Linked DNA regions of Homo sapiens: region 1 is linked to region 2. The links are chromatin loops, found by intact Hi-C in ENCODE. Cell type or tissue: ascending aorta. All regions are shown on one strand.

Region 1 (8,000 bases), 84 kb after region 2:
TAAAAATAAGAGATCTAAGACAGACCTTAGCCATCAAGACAAAAATATCAAGATGCAAATGCCTGGCTGGAATGAATTAAATATTCCGTTCGCACTTTAAATAAAAGCGATTATTATGCTTGTACACATGGTAGGCCAGAGGCCCAGATTGTCCCCTTTCCACTTGGATGGTCTCCTTGTCAACCAGATATGGAGTGTATGGTGGCTCTCTTTCAGAATCCCATGGCTTAGGATAATACATCATGCCGAGCTCTCTATCTGCTATTTCCTGAAATTCAACACCCTACGGGTCAGCCCCCAAGGGCAATCCAGCTTCCATCTCAGATGGCCAAGTTTACTTCATGCCTCTCATAGCAAGAGGAAAATTTGGTGTTCCTTGGAAGCATAAAAAAAATGCAAGGAGCTCAAGTCTTTCCAAGAGCTTGATTATCAGTCTATGCTTAGCCATCCCCAAGCAAATGTATAGTAGTACTGTAGAAGACCTTTATTAGACACTCTGCCAAATAATTAGAACAGTACTTGTGCTCTAATCCAATTCGCTATCCCTTTCACCGTAGCAATTCATCAATCTAAAAAGGTAAAAACAAAACACCTCAGGCCAAAGGAAACTCCTTATGAGTCCTTTAATCCTCAGGTTTACATAAATGCCATTAAAGTCCTGTGAGAAGTGCCAAATAAGTTTAAAGCACAAAATCAATTAGCTGCAGAATTTAAATCCACATTGTTCTAGTAAGTAACTATAAAAAAAAGTAGGCTAAATAAACTATATCTATTACAATCAGCAACGATTCATAAATTACACTGAGGACACCATCAAAGAGATACCTAAGCAATTAGGACCTATCAGCCAGATGGCCTAGAAAAATAAAATAACTTTAAATATAATATTAGCAGAAAAAGAAGATGTTTGTGTCATACTTAAAATTTAATGTTATACCTTTGTTCCTAAAAATACTGCCCCTGACAGAATTATAACAAAAGTGCTACAAGAATTAAAAACCCTATCCAATAAACTTGCCAAAAATAATAAAATAAATAACCCTTTTTCTAAAGTAATAAAACATTTGTTCAGTAGATAAAAAGAAATTTTAACTTCAATTCTCACCTCATTTGCTGTTGTTATTGGTGTACTTATTCTTGTAGGCTGTTATATTATTCCCTACCGTCGAAGTTTTACACAAAAACCTGTCTCTGCCATGCTTACAGAGTTAACTCCTAACTCTCCTCCACCTTATTCAGAAAAATTACTTCTCTTAAAAGGACAAACAAAGCAATTAAGTCAAAACATATTAAACAAGTTTGAAGAAGAATTATGAAATAAGAGGAGGAATTGTAAAAAGTAAAGTAGAAGTTCCTCTGGAAAGACTTGTCTCCCCATTTAATTAGGAATAAATAGTAACTTCCCTTAAAAGCAAAATTTATTGAAAGACCTATAGTAACATTCTTAACTATCTGCTAGCCATAATAAAGAAATCAATGTACTTTATGTTCTTAGCTCTTACAATTTAGCCTAAATATTTGCCTTGGCGTGCTCATACTAGTCCAAGCAAGCATTAGGTCATAGCCTGTTTCTCTTCCTTATTTGAAGGTGTTTTTACTTTTCTCAGCATTCTACAAGTTACTTCCTCCTTCCTTTGTTCTCCTCTGCTTTTGCCTCTTTTAAAGTGTTCTAAGTTGCTAGCCAATCGGGACAAATACAGAATGTGAGGTCCTGTTCTAGCCAATGGAAACCGGACACAGCAGTAAGGTGGTAAGGTGGACGCATCAAGTTATAAATGACCCTGTCTCCTTTGTTCTGTGTACTCTCATGGCAAAACTGCTGGTGAGTGTACCCTTTCTGCAGAAAGTATAGAAATGGCCTTGCTGAGGAAATTGAATTTATGTTCAAGTGCTATTTCTTTACAGCACCAAGGAACAGGCATTTCAAAGAGCATGGTGCTATTAAAATAAAAACTTTAGACAAGTTAAGTTTAACATAATTTATTTGAGCAAACAAATGATTCATGAATTGGGCATTACCCTGAACCAGTAAAGGTTCAGAAGACTCTACCTGGCAATGTGGGCAGTCCATATTTATAGATAGAAAAAGGAAGTGACATAACAAAATAGCCTGATTTGTTACAGTTTAGCACTTGCTTTATTTGGACATGTCTGAGCAGTTTGCAGCCTGTGATTGGCCAAAAGCTCAGCTGCTACAGTTAACTGAGACTCAGTTGCTTGTTACAAGAATGTAGTCTCAAGGTAGGTTTATATATATATATATATATATATATATATATATATATATATATATAGGTTTATATACATATATAATGTATATATATAAAACATACATATAACATATATTATGCTTTATTTATATATATTAGGTTATAGTTTGCTTCATTTAGAGACAGCATTAGGCCAAAGTTTAATTTAACAATTCCCCTCTTTTATCAGCCTTTGAATTTTGAGAAATTGACCATAACCTAGGTCCAATTTTTTTCACCATCATAATGGACTTGTTTGGTCTCAGTATAAAATTCACAATTCACAATGTCGAATTTGTTGGATTATTCTTTATGTTTTCCTGATATTTTTGTTTTTCTAACTATAATGAGATTAGTTGATGTACAACGGATGGCTCCATATGAGCATTTGAGACTCTTAAGGGACCAGGCATGGAGGCTTATGCCTGTAATTCCAACACTTTGGAAGGCCAAGGTAGGTGGATTGCTTGAGCCCAGGAGTTCAAGACCATCCTGGGTAACATGGCAAAACCCCTTCTCTACAAAAATATACAAAAATTAGCTGGGCATGGTGGTGCACACCTATAGTCCCAGCTACTCTGGAGGCTGAGGTGAAAGGATAGCTTGGGTCCAGGAGGTGGAGGTTGCAGTGAATGGAGATCATACCACTCATACCACTGCACTCCAGCTTAGGTGATAGAGCCAGACCCTGTCAAAAGAAAAGAAAAGAAAAGAAAAGAGAGAGAAAGACTCTTAAGGGATACAATACATTAGGAAGAATATTATAATGGTTATCAGGAGGAAAAATACAAAAAATTAAAAAATTAAAGTACACTACTTAACAGGAGTCTCTACAAACCAAAATAATCTAAATTAAGCAATTTAAAGTTCAAGCAATAATAAAGACAATTCAACAGTATTCAAGTCCTATTGGTTATAGTCTTTGTTCAGGGCATGACGGTGATTAAGGGCCATAGTTAGTAGTAAAATGCCCTCCTTTAAAGAGGTGCCTGATTCTGTAGTTAGCCTGGTAACACAAGTCATACTAGTCTGAAGACCTACTAAAAGACACATAAAGATTTTAAAACCTTGGAATATTAGCCCCAAATGATTAGGCTAAAAATAAACAATAAAAAACCTTCCAATAGCCAAGTCTGCCATCCACCATTCCACCATTCTGGATACCTGCAAATCAACCATTAGCTGCTCCTGTAAACACATCATGTGTTCCTTTCCCGTGAGAAATTTCCTTGATGTATTTGGTGGCAGTGTCTAGAGAAACATCAGTATCAGCCACATTTTAAATTAAGCTTTTTGTAGTAGTAAAATCAGGAGAAAGGTAAGTACAATATTCAGTTTCGTTTAGCACTATACACAAGTCCTCAATGTAGGCAAAGAGAAGATCTGCGTGATGCTCCATTAAGTATTTTTGTTGAACATGAATGTTTTCATACACCTTTCAAAGAGCAGCTTCTATGCATCTGAACTTTTGGGCGGTCACATTGGCTACAAAATCTAAGATTTTTCCTAATTTACAGACTATCTTCAAATTCTATACAACCAGCACCCCAATACTGCCAAGAGTGTGCCCCCAATAACCCCACAGGAACATTTCCTCCAAGGAAACTAACTTATCTCCATCTATTTCAAGGTTTGTGCTAATTTTGGTTATTGATTGCTTTGGCCTCTGGTTATGAAAGATACAATGGGAACTTTCAGGAAAAGCTATTCAGAAGGTAGGAGGGAGACAGGCCATATAGCAAAATCTGAACCAGTGAGGAAGAGGTAAGTAAATTCTCTTCAGTCCCAATGTAGGCCCTCAGGGGCTAGGAAAGATGGCCACCTAGTGGTGTTTGAGCAGAAGTCAATTAAATTTGTCCACAAGTTCACATAGCTCCTGAGTAAGGTACAGTGAGAAACTTACTCAAAGGGTATGCTGTAAGGGTGCATAACCACATTTAGTGGAAAAGGAGCTTCCAGATTTAATTCAGTGACATCATACAAGCAATTACTCATACCTGCATTGGTAGTCCCCAGGTCTTGAATATGTGATATACCTTTTACAGACATCACTCAGATATGTTTTCTATATTTGGTAACAATTAGGTTATTAATTGGAAAGTTCGTGGTACTATTTCTAGTGAGTGTAGAAAAGTAAGTAGCAGTAATGTCTAGAATTTTAAGGAAAGCTTTCCACTCTTCCTCTAGGGCTTCATGATGACTCTCAATGGGAACACAGACATTGGCATGAGAGAAATTGTTTTCTGATATGGTGGCATTAGCCTACAAACCCAACAATTGCTCTCATTTCTTTTTAGGGCATAAGCTTTTGATAAAGCCACACACAGATTATGCTCCCGTGGATTTTCCTTTAAGGAAAAGGAAGTGATTCAGACAGCAGAAAACTAGGGGGAAAGGGGAGAAATAAGGCTTTCGTGATGACAGAGAAATCTTATTCTATGGTCTTAGGAAAGTGTCTATGTCTAGGATACCATCTGCCTCTGGGGAAAAACTTCCCTGGTCATCTTTACCTTAAGGCCTCCAACAAATATACACCAGGAGTCTGGAGGAGCCCTTCTTAGTAAAAAGATGTGAATACGAGACTCAAAACCCTGAGGTTTTGCTGCAAAGAAGAACTTGGTATAGTCCCTATCAAGGGCAGTCTTCCTCTGGTGTCATTTCCAAAAGACCCAACCTCATTGCTCTAAATCATGAAAGGTCTGCTTGTCATCAATTTGTGAGTCACAAAGGGCTTTTCTTACCTAGTGAAAATGTGCTTTGGCATAATGCGTCAAAGCATGGCACTATTGAGTCATGTCAGAGTTTACAAAAGCAAAAGATCCATAGGTTTTATTATTAACGGAATAAGCCTTGAAGTAACTATTTCATAATTTCAAATATTTAATTTCATAAGCAGTCAACCTAGATTTCTAGTGAGGATGAGTGTGATTGCCATCAGTTGATAATTGCCTTTGACTAAGGCAATCCAATCAATGTAGTTAGCTTCGCCTAATGCCATTGTATTTATAATATCTTATTTAACTGTTTTACAACTTGTCCAGTGAAATTCAAAGGTGAAGCAGGCTAGGCTTCTGGGTTGGGTGGGGACTTGGAGAACTTTTCTGTCTAGCTAAAGGATTGTAAACACACCAATCAGTGCTCTGTGTCTAGCTAATGGTTTGTAAACGCACCAATCAGCACTCTGTAAAAAAGGACTAATCAGCACTCTGTAAAATGGACCAATCAGCAGGATGTGAGTGGAGCCAAACAAGGGAATAAAAGCTTGCCACCCAAACCAGCAGTGGCAACCCGCTTGGGTCCCCTTCCACGCTGTGGAAGCTTTCTTCTTTCACTCTTCACAATAAATCTTACTGCTGCTCACTCTTTGGATCCGCACTACCTTTATGAGCTGTAACACTCACCGGGAGGGTCTGCAGCTTCATTCCTGAAGTCAGCGAGACTACAAACCCACTGGGAGGGACAAATAACTCCGGACACACCATCTTTAAGAGCTGTAACACTCACCGCGAGTGTCCATGGCTTCATTCTTGAAGCCAGTGAGACCAAGAACCCACCGGAAGGAACCAATTCCAGACACAAAATGAGTACTTCTATCACTGAAGATTTCTCCAGGAATGAATGATAAGGGAAACACATTTTCTTTTTTCCTTTTTATTTTTTTCTTTTGAGACGGAGTCTCACTCTGTCACCAGGCTGGAGTGCAATGGCGCAATCTCGGTTCACTGCAACCTCTGTCTCCCTGGTTCAAGCAATTCTCCTGCCTCAGCCCACCCAGTAGCTGGGATTACAGGCACGCACCACCACGCCCAGCTAATTTTTGTATTTTTAGGAGAGACGGGGTTTCACCATGTTGGCCAGGATGATCTCGATCTCCTGACATGATCCACCCGCCTCGGCCTCCCAAAGTGCTGGGATTACAGGTGTGAGCCACTGTGCCCAGCCAAGGGAAACACATTTTCTAATAAACTTTAGCTATTATTATGGCATCAGCCTTCCTGCATGGGAAAGCTTCTATACAACCAGAAAACATACATTTAATGTGTCACTTGAAGGAACTCCATTTTTAAGTGTTCAAATGATCCAGCAGGTGTGTATCACCTGAAGTTTTTATTTTCTTATCAGAACTATGAGTTTGACAATTTATAACCAAAATTGGTTATAAATTTTAGCAATTTTAAAAGTCATGCCATCAATATTTTTTCATAATTTGAATCATTTTATCTCTGTCATGATGAATATGGAATTCAGAGCTCTTAATAATGGAAGCTTTAAGGACTCAGGAAGGACCAAGCAGCTGTCCAGACTCTTCATGAGTTAATGCTTAATATTGCATTTACGTCTTTTTAAATACCAATTTTGTTTCTCCAATTCAGGTGAATAGTACTGCTCATTAAATAGGTTATCATAGGTAATTTGACAGTGATCAAACTTTTAAAGTTTATTCAAATTGCATATCTTAACAATTTCAGTACTGGCTGACTTAGCATAAAAGTCTGCCAAATCATTTCACTGATATCTAATTAATTCTTGTCCTGACATATATTGGGTTCACAGTTTTATGAACCAGTCAATTTTTTCATTGTAGAATTCTTAGCCAGTCCAATGGTATGATCTTAAAGTTATCAGAAAACTATATTTGTCAGTGTCCTTTTCATGAGTCTTCTTGAAGATGAAACACTTTAGGCTTATAGTTGCCCAGGAAAGTACCATAGTAAACAATTAACCATCTGTGAATGACAAGACTTAAAATTGCCATGGTTAAAAACCTGATGAGACCAGGCATGGTGGTACATGACTCTAATCCCAGCACCTTGGAAGGCTGAGGCAGGATGATTGCTTGAGCCTAGGAGTTCAAGACCAGCCTGAGCAACATAGTGAAACCCTGTCTCTACGAAGAATAAAATAATTAGCCAGGTGTTGTTGTGCATAGTAGTCCAGCTACTTGGGAGACTGAGGTGGGAGGATTGCTTGAGCCCAAGAGCCCAAGGCTTCAGTGAGACGTGACCATACTACTGCACTCCAGTCTGTGTGACAGAGTGAGACTCTGCCTCTGAAAAAAGAAAAGAACAGAAAAGAAAAGAAGATAAGAAAAAGCAAGAAAAGACAGACAAGAAAAGAAAAATAAAAAGACCTAATGAAAATTCACTACAATAATGATGGAATTGATAAGGAAATGAAGTTACTTCTGTTTCATACAACATTTTAAGATAATAACTAGAATTATGAATACCAGCATTATATGAGGACAACTTGATGTCTATGAATTTCATACAATTTCCAAACCATATAGTAATAACACATACACACAAAAATAACCCAAAGAAAGTTAAGCATTACTTATTTTTGACAGTACTATTCATATAATTTAATGTATCAAATAAGCCCAAATACTTATTATCTATCTTTTGTAAGGATGGATATCCTTTTGATGTGTTCCAAGGGCCCATGTGGAAAATCTCAAAGTTAATTCAAGGTCAAGAAAAAGGTTTAATTTTACATTTTATATTTGGGAAGTCTGTCCAAAATATCAAAGGTTTGAAACACTTGAGCAAAATATTTAATAGGATCACAGGTCACTGTGAATAGTAGTAATTTATTTAACCAAAGTGATAATTAAAACACTTCAAAGGCAAATATAGAAAGCTACATAGTTGTAGAAAAACTTTAGCTCTCTTAATAGAGAAGACTCAGTTCTCTTATGAAATAAAAAACCTAATAAAGACAGCATGAAGCACTGGACATTATCTTAGT
Region 2 (8,000 bases):
GTGTGCGGCTGTTGAATAGCCTATCAGCTCCAAATCCAGAGGGAAAAATTATGGTCTTTGCCATTTGGGCTCATTGTAGAAATAATATAATTAGGAAATAGTCCTTGTAAACACATTTTTTTTTTTAATTTCAAAGCCAAGTTTGGAGAAACTTCTAGTTCTTCTGTCCTGGATTTCCCAGCCATTGTAATCAGTTGTCGATGATACATATTTGGCTTGAAAACATATTCACATCATTCATATTGTAACTACTTCCTGTCCTGGTCTCAGTTACTGCTCTGCCTGCGCCAATAGCCTCCTCCAATAGAGTATATCAGTGCTAACTTAGAACACATTTTTATTCTTCTCCAAGCTTTTTTTAAAAAAATTTGTGGTTTTGTAACCCTGAAAGCACTCCATGAGATATAAGGTCATTAATTTTTATTTCCCAGTAGGGGGTAATCAAGAGTTAATATTTTTCAAGAATTTAATTTTCCCTATTTACATTTGCTCAGGGAAATGTGGACAGCTTAGAGTAAATCATAAAATGGCTTTCTACCATCTCCCTAGTAACAATTAAATGATGCTTGAGCATCTATTCTGGTAGTTTGTGCTAAGTACTGGGATGACAAATATGGAATATAATCACTCCTTGTAAATGGTTCCATTTCATTTGATTAAGCAAGCCATAATATAATTCCGTAATCCTTTGATAGCAAATGGGCAAAAACTCATTTGATAGCCGAACCTCTTCTGAAATCGTAAGGTTAAATACCGTGAATTGGATCAACATGAAGCTAAGTCTCACCTTCTGTTGCACGGCAGAAATTTTATTGCATTTGACAGATTGCTGCCCCAGATCTCACTAGGAGTATTATGGAGCAAAATCCAAAAATGTACACATTCCAAAATATATCTGGCCCTAAGACTTTTAAAATAAGAGATTATATAACTACAACAACAAGATAGACCTTGTCACCATCAATTCAATGGACGAGTGCCTCGAGCGTTTAGAAGAGGGTGGACTACGGAAATCTTAGTAGGTCAAAGAAAACCTCCCACAGGGATGACACTTAGCCTTGAAGGATAACCCCAGACAAGCAAAATAGAGGACCACCTGTGACACAACTCCTAGAGAGTGCATTTCCCAATAAAGTCTGCGAATGGCACTCCATAGGCCTATGCAGTCATTGGCAGTGTGCCAGCACCAGGTTAAGAGAGACCAACAATCCATGAAAGGCACAGAAAAGGCAATGAACATGGTGTGTGCAGAGAGGGATCCATGAGTTATCCAATATAGCCAGATCAGAAAGTTTACTTAAGGAAGCAATAATATGATACAAAGATCAGTAAGATTCAAAGTTGGATTCTGAGTTATCCACAAGAGGAAATTCTTCTTTTCCATAAGGTCATGTCTATAAGCAAAATTCTACTCAAAGTCCTGGTGAGGATATGGACCCATACAAATACTCAAAACTTTAGCCTCCTCCACATACCCCAGCCCTTCCTTCTTTTCTTAGAAAAGTTGCTTGGCACAATATATAATCAGAGAGGGATTTTTTTTATGTGTTACATAAGACTTTATCTTGTAAGCCTTTTTTAGAAGGTGTTCTAGCAGACAGAAACGTGGTAATTCTGAACTTTTCACTATTTGCTTTTTCTGAGAAATGAAAACCAAATGGGATTTAAATACTAGCAGGCTGAATGTGTGTTTTAAGTTTCATCCACTCCTAAATAGGGCCTCGTGTCCTCAAAAGATTTCATTACTGCTGTAATAAGAAGTTGCTCAACAGCCAGGTGCGGTGGCTCATGCCTATAATCCCAGCACTTTGGGAGGCCAAAGCGGGTGGATCACGAGAGGTCAGGAGTTCAAGATCAGCCTGGCCAACACAGAAAAACCCCATCTCTACTAAAAACACAAAAATTAGCCAGGTGTGGTGGTGGGTGCCTGTAATCCCAGCTACTCAGGAGGCTGAGGCAGGAGAATCTCTTGAACCCAGGAGGCAGAGGTTGCAGTGACCTCAGATTATGCCACTGCACTCCAGCCTGGGCAATAGAGAAAGACTCCATTAAAAAAAAAAAAAATGCTTACCAATAGGTTAGTAGCATTTTGATTGCAAAAGCTGAAGCCAGGACTATTTGAACTTTTTCCCACTCATTTATTCCTTTGTTCATTCAATGAATACATACTGTGTACTTTATGTGTAGGGTACTATATTAAGCATAAGCTGCAGATAAGAGGCCAGCCAGCACTTTAAAAGCCGTGAGAAAACAAGTATCAGAATAACTATAAGTGACTATATAATTAGGGCAATAAGGATAATGGGACCTTAGTAAAACTAAAGATGATTTGGCAGTAGCTGAGAGGGAAGGTAAAGAAAGCCATGACAAAGTTGAAGGCAACTTTTGAGCATATTTCAAGGGCATATTTAGACAAGGAGATATGGGACTCATAAGCAGAGCTGGAATAGGAAAGAAGATCAAGGTAAACTGCTTAGATGCATGTACAACATTCTGAAATTAACCTCTGACTTTGCCCTCAAGTTACTTATGTTCTCGTGGGAAAGATGAGAGATGAACACGGTTATCATCCAAGACAGATGGTGCCCACAGCTGCTTAGATCTCTGGTTCCAGGGTAAAGCTCCCTCAGCTAGAGGCAGAGTCAAAGTTGAATTTCCTCCTTACTGGCTCAAACCACACCTCATATTGAAATAATAAAAATGCATGCTCCCTGGAGCAACTGACTTGTTATCTAATACATTTGCTTTTTTGTGTTTGTTTGGAGAACAGTCTTTTCGGAAAAATTCCAAGGAGCTGTAGTGTACATACTCTTCTCTCCTGGTGTTATAATTGGCTGAGGTCAAGGGGCAAAAAAGCAGAGATTCATTCAAGATGGAAATATTCCAAGGCCTTAGCATCTGTTTCCCAGAACAGAGTCTTACATTCTTTAACCAGGCTCCATCCCACAGTTCAGCCCTGCCTCCTTTCAACAGGCAGCTGAAAAAACCTCCTTCCCACCTCTCCTTCTTCTCACAACCATCAGTAGAAGGCGCTAGCTGTGGGTGAAAGGGAAGCACTCAGCCTGCCAAACTGCTGGACATGAGCCTTCACCCTTTTTCTGACCTCCACAAAAATTTTAAAAAGTTTAAATTCCTGTGCTTCCACGCTTATGAGAAATACAGCAACCATGAATAGAGGAAGATTATGTTTTCAACTTGAGAAAAAATACTGAGGCTTTGGGCAGCCCCCCACTTCCCCACGGGGACACAATCCTCTCAACCCTTTCCAGCACTTTTTGTTTCCCTCTTCCAGAGGTCATCTGGTGTGAGAGGGAGAGACACATCTTGAATCCAGCAGCAACGTGACATTCCATCTCTTTCCCCCCATTGCACAAGAGTCCTTCCGGACCTCGGGAAGCAGAAGCTGCCAGCTCTGAAATGTATTTTCAAGGCAGCACATTGTGTGCACTTTTACCCTACCCTCACAACTGAGAGGAAATGTTTATTTTCAATTTAGCTTTTGACTGCTTCTAAAAAATAAGCCACTTTTCAATTACACAGAGGCTTTAAAATGAAGTGCCAAGATTTAACACATGTTCTAAGGGCTCTGGTTTCCTGTGTTTCTTTGGTGAGGAGTGAAGTCCAGCAACTGGTGAGCCAAAGAATAGGATTCATTTACAACAGAGCAGTGGTTCTCAAAGTGTGGTTCCTAAACCAGCCACATCAGCATCACCAGGAACTTGATAGAAATGCAAACCACCCCAGACTCCACCCCAGACAGATTGAATCCGAAATTCTAAGAATAGGGCCCAAGAATCTACGGTCTAGGGAGCTTCCAGGCGATTCTCATTACGCCAAAGCTGGGAAACCACTGCAATATTGGGTTGTTGCCAGTGAAGAGTTTGCTAAACTCCAAAAGCAAATAAATAGGCTAGAAGTCAGAGCCTCTTCTAGACAGTTTTGTTTTTTGTTTTTTTTTTAACCTGAGTATAAGATCAGAACCAGTGGTGGCACAGGAGAAAGCAAAAACCACTAAGTGGCTATAAAGACAGAGCTAACACTGAGGGTAATTACAGTAAGAGGATTCACATGGAAAGAGCTCCAGTTCTGTGCCAGGTGCTACGCGAAGGGCTTTCCATTCCTTATCTTACTGAGAGCTTTTAATTTTTGTTTACGCTTTTAAACATGAAAAGGGTTTTAGTCAACCAAGAATTGAACCACTGTGTTCACTGAAGGGAACACAATTCTTGGCTTTCTCTTTAAGCTTTCTTATTCTCCCTAGGACCACACAGAAGAAGGCAGAGCCAGCATTTACCAGTCTGTATTCACAAACTCTTCCAAAGAAATGATGTGCTTTCCAGACTTCCCTTATCCGGATGATTACCCAAACTATATACACCACAGCAAGCTCCAGGAATATATAAAGACATATGCTCAAAAGAAGGATCTTTTAAGATACATACAGTTTGAGGTAGGGGTCTCATAACTTGTACTGTTGAAATTAAGATATGTGTGGGTTAGAGAAAAAGGAGGCAGCAAACTATTATAAAAATTAGAGCCAAATGTTTGGGCACCTCAGTAATCAAATGTTGGCTCTGATTATAAAGCATTCATGCATTGATTTTTTCTCTCCTAGACTTACTAGTTCACTAGTCTCTGAGAGCTTTCAGACTACCTTAGAAAATGGAGGCAGCTAGCCCATCATTGTCCACTTTCCACCCTCATGCTCTGATGTTTTGGAAATAATCCAAAATGCTTTAGTATATATTAGGAATTTTGTCAGTTCAATGCCAATGAGTTGTGGTTCAAAAAACCAGAGCATTTGGTAGGGTTTCTCCCATTACATTATGAAAAGGTTAACAACTTAAATGGGAAATATAGTCATTGCCCCCATCTTTACCCACTCAGTTCATTAGTTTTTTTATTAAAAAGGTGAGATTTCAGCATTGTTTCTGCGAGAATAATGTTTTACATTTATTTGGGACTCTTTATTGAGCATTTCTGTCTGTATGTTTGGAACTCTTAACCTCAATTAACTGCTGCTAAATGCAGAACACTTGCATATAGTGGGAAAAACAATCAGCAAAATTATGAACCATGGTGATATTTACATCATTATTTTACCTGGAGTAGCCCCAAATGTATAGTTAAAATAAAATTTTCCAATAGTCATTTTATTCCATTCATTCATTACATTCATTTGCTTCCATTATGGTGTTAATATCAACAAACATTAATGAAGTTCCTATTGTGTGCTTGCATTGTGCTATGTGTTATATGTAAAAGAAAAAGAGGTCTAAGACTTAGCTCTCAAGAAGTTATTTCAAAATAAATATGTAAAGAGTAAGTAAAAAGATTCCAGTAACAATTTCAATCAAAGAGAAAATTTTTTAAAGCTCTTTATGATTTGTTTATAAATAAAACAATGCTATGGAGATCATGAAGCAAGAGGCAACACTTTGGGGGAAGGTATTTTCTAGAGGAGGTAAAATTTAGTTGTATTTAGTAGGTGTTTTAGATAAATGAGTGGCATGAGTAAAATTAGAGAGGTGGGAAAATGCCCTGCTCATTTGGAGAACAGTGGGCAAACCAAGTTGGTTAGGAGGGAGATATATATGCTAGGATGAGATATGGCCACATATATCAGTAAACTAGTGTGTACTGTGACTTTGAAAAATAGAGGATTATTTTGCAACCATGTAAAAGAAGTCCAAAGAAGGGACATCCAGAGCTTATGTGATGGCACCAAAGTTATCAAAGATTCAGCTTCACCCATCTTAGCACGTGGCCTACATCATGACGTTTGCCTTGTGGTGCAAAACAGTTGCTGAAGCTTGAGCCGTCACATCTGCCTTCTAGGCAAAAAAAAAAAAAAAAGTAAAGAATGAAGGGCAAAGGGATGTTCTCTCAGCTGAATCAGCTCCCCTTTTACAAATTCTCCTGAAAAAACTGTCCAACATTGCTTATATCTCACAGGCCACCCTAGTTGCACAGGAACCTGGAAAATGCATCCCTTTTCTGTGTATGTTGTCGCTCCAAACAAAATCAGGGTTCTGTTAGTAAGAATGAAGGGAGAATGGACATTAGGGAAGCAATTTGCAGAATATGTTCCAGAAAAGTCTGTGGGAATAACAGAAAATAAAACTAAAAGAGTAAATTGGAACAAAATTGTATGGACTTAATAGTAATCGCATTCAAAATGTAGAATAAGTTTTAGAGGCTGTGAAGTAACAGAAATTGAGCAGTGAATTGAGCAGAGAAATTGAGAAATGAATATAGTCCTTCAGGAAGATTAATCTGACAAGCAGGACAAAGGATGGCTTGTAGGAAATGGGAGGCTGAAGACAGGCTAGGTATAGGTTCTTGCCGTAGTCCATGCAAGGGAGTGATAAGGACTTGAATGAAGGCAGTGTTAGCAATCATGGAAAGAAAGCGTGAGATTGGGAGATAAATACTGTTTAAACATGAGGCAAGGATGGAGAAATAACAAGGAAAACAAGTCATGGATTTGAAGCATAAGTGGCTGGGAGTTTCATGTCATCATTCAAAGAAATAAGAAAGTCAGAAGCCAGTTTCAAAGGAAATTTAAGTAGGTCAATCAAAACCTGCTACATATGAGGAAGTATTAGGTGGCCCTCCAGATGGAAAGGTCAAGCTAAACTGGATAGAAGAGAGACCAAGGATAGATGTATTTGTATATTCATACCACAAAACTTGCTAATTTTTTTTTTTTTTTTTTGAGACGGAGTCTCGCTCTGTCGCCCAGGCTGGAGTGCAGTGGCGCAATCTCGGCTCACTGCAACCTCCGCCTCCCGGGTTCACACCATTCTCCTGCCTCAGCCTCCTGAGTAGCTGGGACTACAGGCGCCCGCCACCACGCCCGGCTAATTTTTTGTATTTTTAGTAGAGACGGGGTTTCACCATGCTAGCCAGGATGGTCTTGATCTCCTGACCTCGTCATCCACCCGCCTCGGCCTCCCAAAGTGCTGGGATTACAGGCATAAGCCACCGCGCCTGGCCGTAAAGTTGCTATATTTCTAAGATAAGAGTATTTATGCAGAGCAAAAGAGATGCCAACGATCAAACCTTGAGATATTCCCATACTTATTGAGTAGATGGAAGATGAGGTCAGAAAAGGAGGAAGCCATGTCAGTAGAGGGTAGCCATAAGAAAATAACACAGATTTGTTATATGACATCATTCACAAAAATATTCAGTGTGATTTACCCCTAAATCAACTAACTTGATGTCAAAAAGTAAATGTACTCCAGTGAGTAATTTTTCTTGTGAGATTCAAAGACTCACTGAAGATTCACTGTGACTCCAATTTTACTATCTTTCTATACATTTCTGAATGACCAAGAGAGCTCGTAACAATTATTTCCTCCACAGAAACAAGGCAAGAAGGAAAAAAACTTTCACATGTAGAATTATAAATGGAAAAATAAATTTTCTAGTTTTCTTAAAGACCCTGGTTTCCGGTATAAAGAAATGTCCCAGCTTCTTAGTCACGGGCCAATGGGTTGTTGTTACTGAAAAGGATGGGAAACAGGAATCTACTATTTTTGATGCTGTAATGATTTGTTCAGGACATCACGTATACCCCAATCTGCCAACGGATTCCTTTCCTGGTAAGTTTGGAAAATATATAATAATCTAGGGACTTATATGCAAACATCAAGAGTTAGAAACATATCTTTCTATAGGTATTACATAATGATTATTCTTAGATTTCAAAAGAAAAAAATTAAGTTTAATGATAGGATATAGTAATAAATAGCCTCATAAGTCCTTATGTTAAAATAATCAAGGACTGCAAGCCAGAGATCAGACAAACACAAGTTCCTGTTTTACAGACAGTAACTCAAATATAAGTTCTAACAGCACACGGGGTCTCCGAGCACAGTTACATTAAAAAAAAGTAGAGTCCAACTGCCAAATGGTTTAAAGAAAGACACGTTTACTTATGTTATTTATAGGAGACTCCTAGGTTTCTAATTTCATCTTCATCCACAATTTGC

Evidence for each region. Peaks named below come from ENCODE experiments on the same cell type or tissue, not always from the same donor. Only the 100,000 strongest peaks of a DNase experiment are listed, where the experiment ranks them.
Region 1: it touches region 2 in a loop (4-fold over the local background); 11 of 110 quality-filtered maps call a loop at or near these places.

Annotation. Positions count from the first base shown.
Region 1 is chr1:171,222,892-171,230,891 of GRCh38, forward strand. The region is part of intron 2 of FMO1-AS1 (FMO1 antisense RNA 1); the gene reads right to left. It overlaps LOC124900413 (a long non-coding RNA gene), which reads right to left and starts at 1,470. Exons shown (of 2, transcript XR_007066731.1): 1 at 1,106-1,470. In ascending aorta, a CTCF peak has its summit at 4,070 (motif pointing left); DNase peaks (open chromatin) are centred at 277 and 4,044; H3K27ac peaks cover 3,024 bases.
Region 2 is chr1:171,138,910-171,146,909 of GRCh38, forward strand. The region is part of intron 3 of FMO1-AS1 (FMO1 antisense RNA 1); the gene reads right to left. It also overlaps the pseudogene FMO6P. Among named protein-coding and RNA genes, the nearest start is that of MIR1295A, 41 kb to the left of the region's middle. In ascending aorta, a CTCF peak has its summit at 3,042 (motif pointing right); DNase peaks (open chromatin) are centred at 1,802, 2,982, 3,372, 3,772 and 1 weaker place; H3K4me3 peaks cover 1,566 bases; H3K27ac peaks cover 5,229 bases.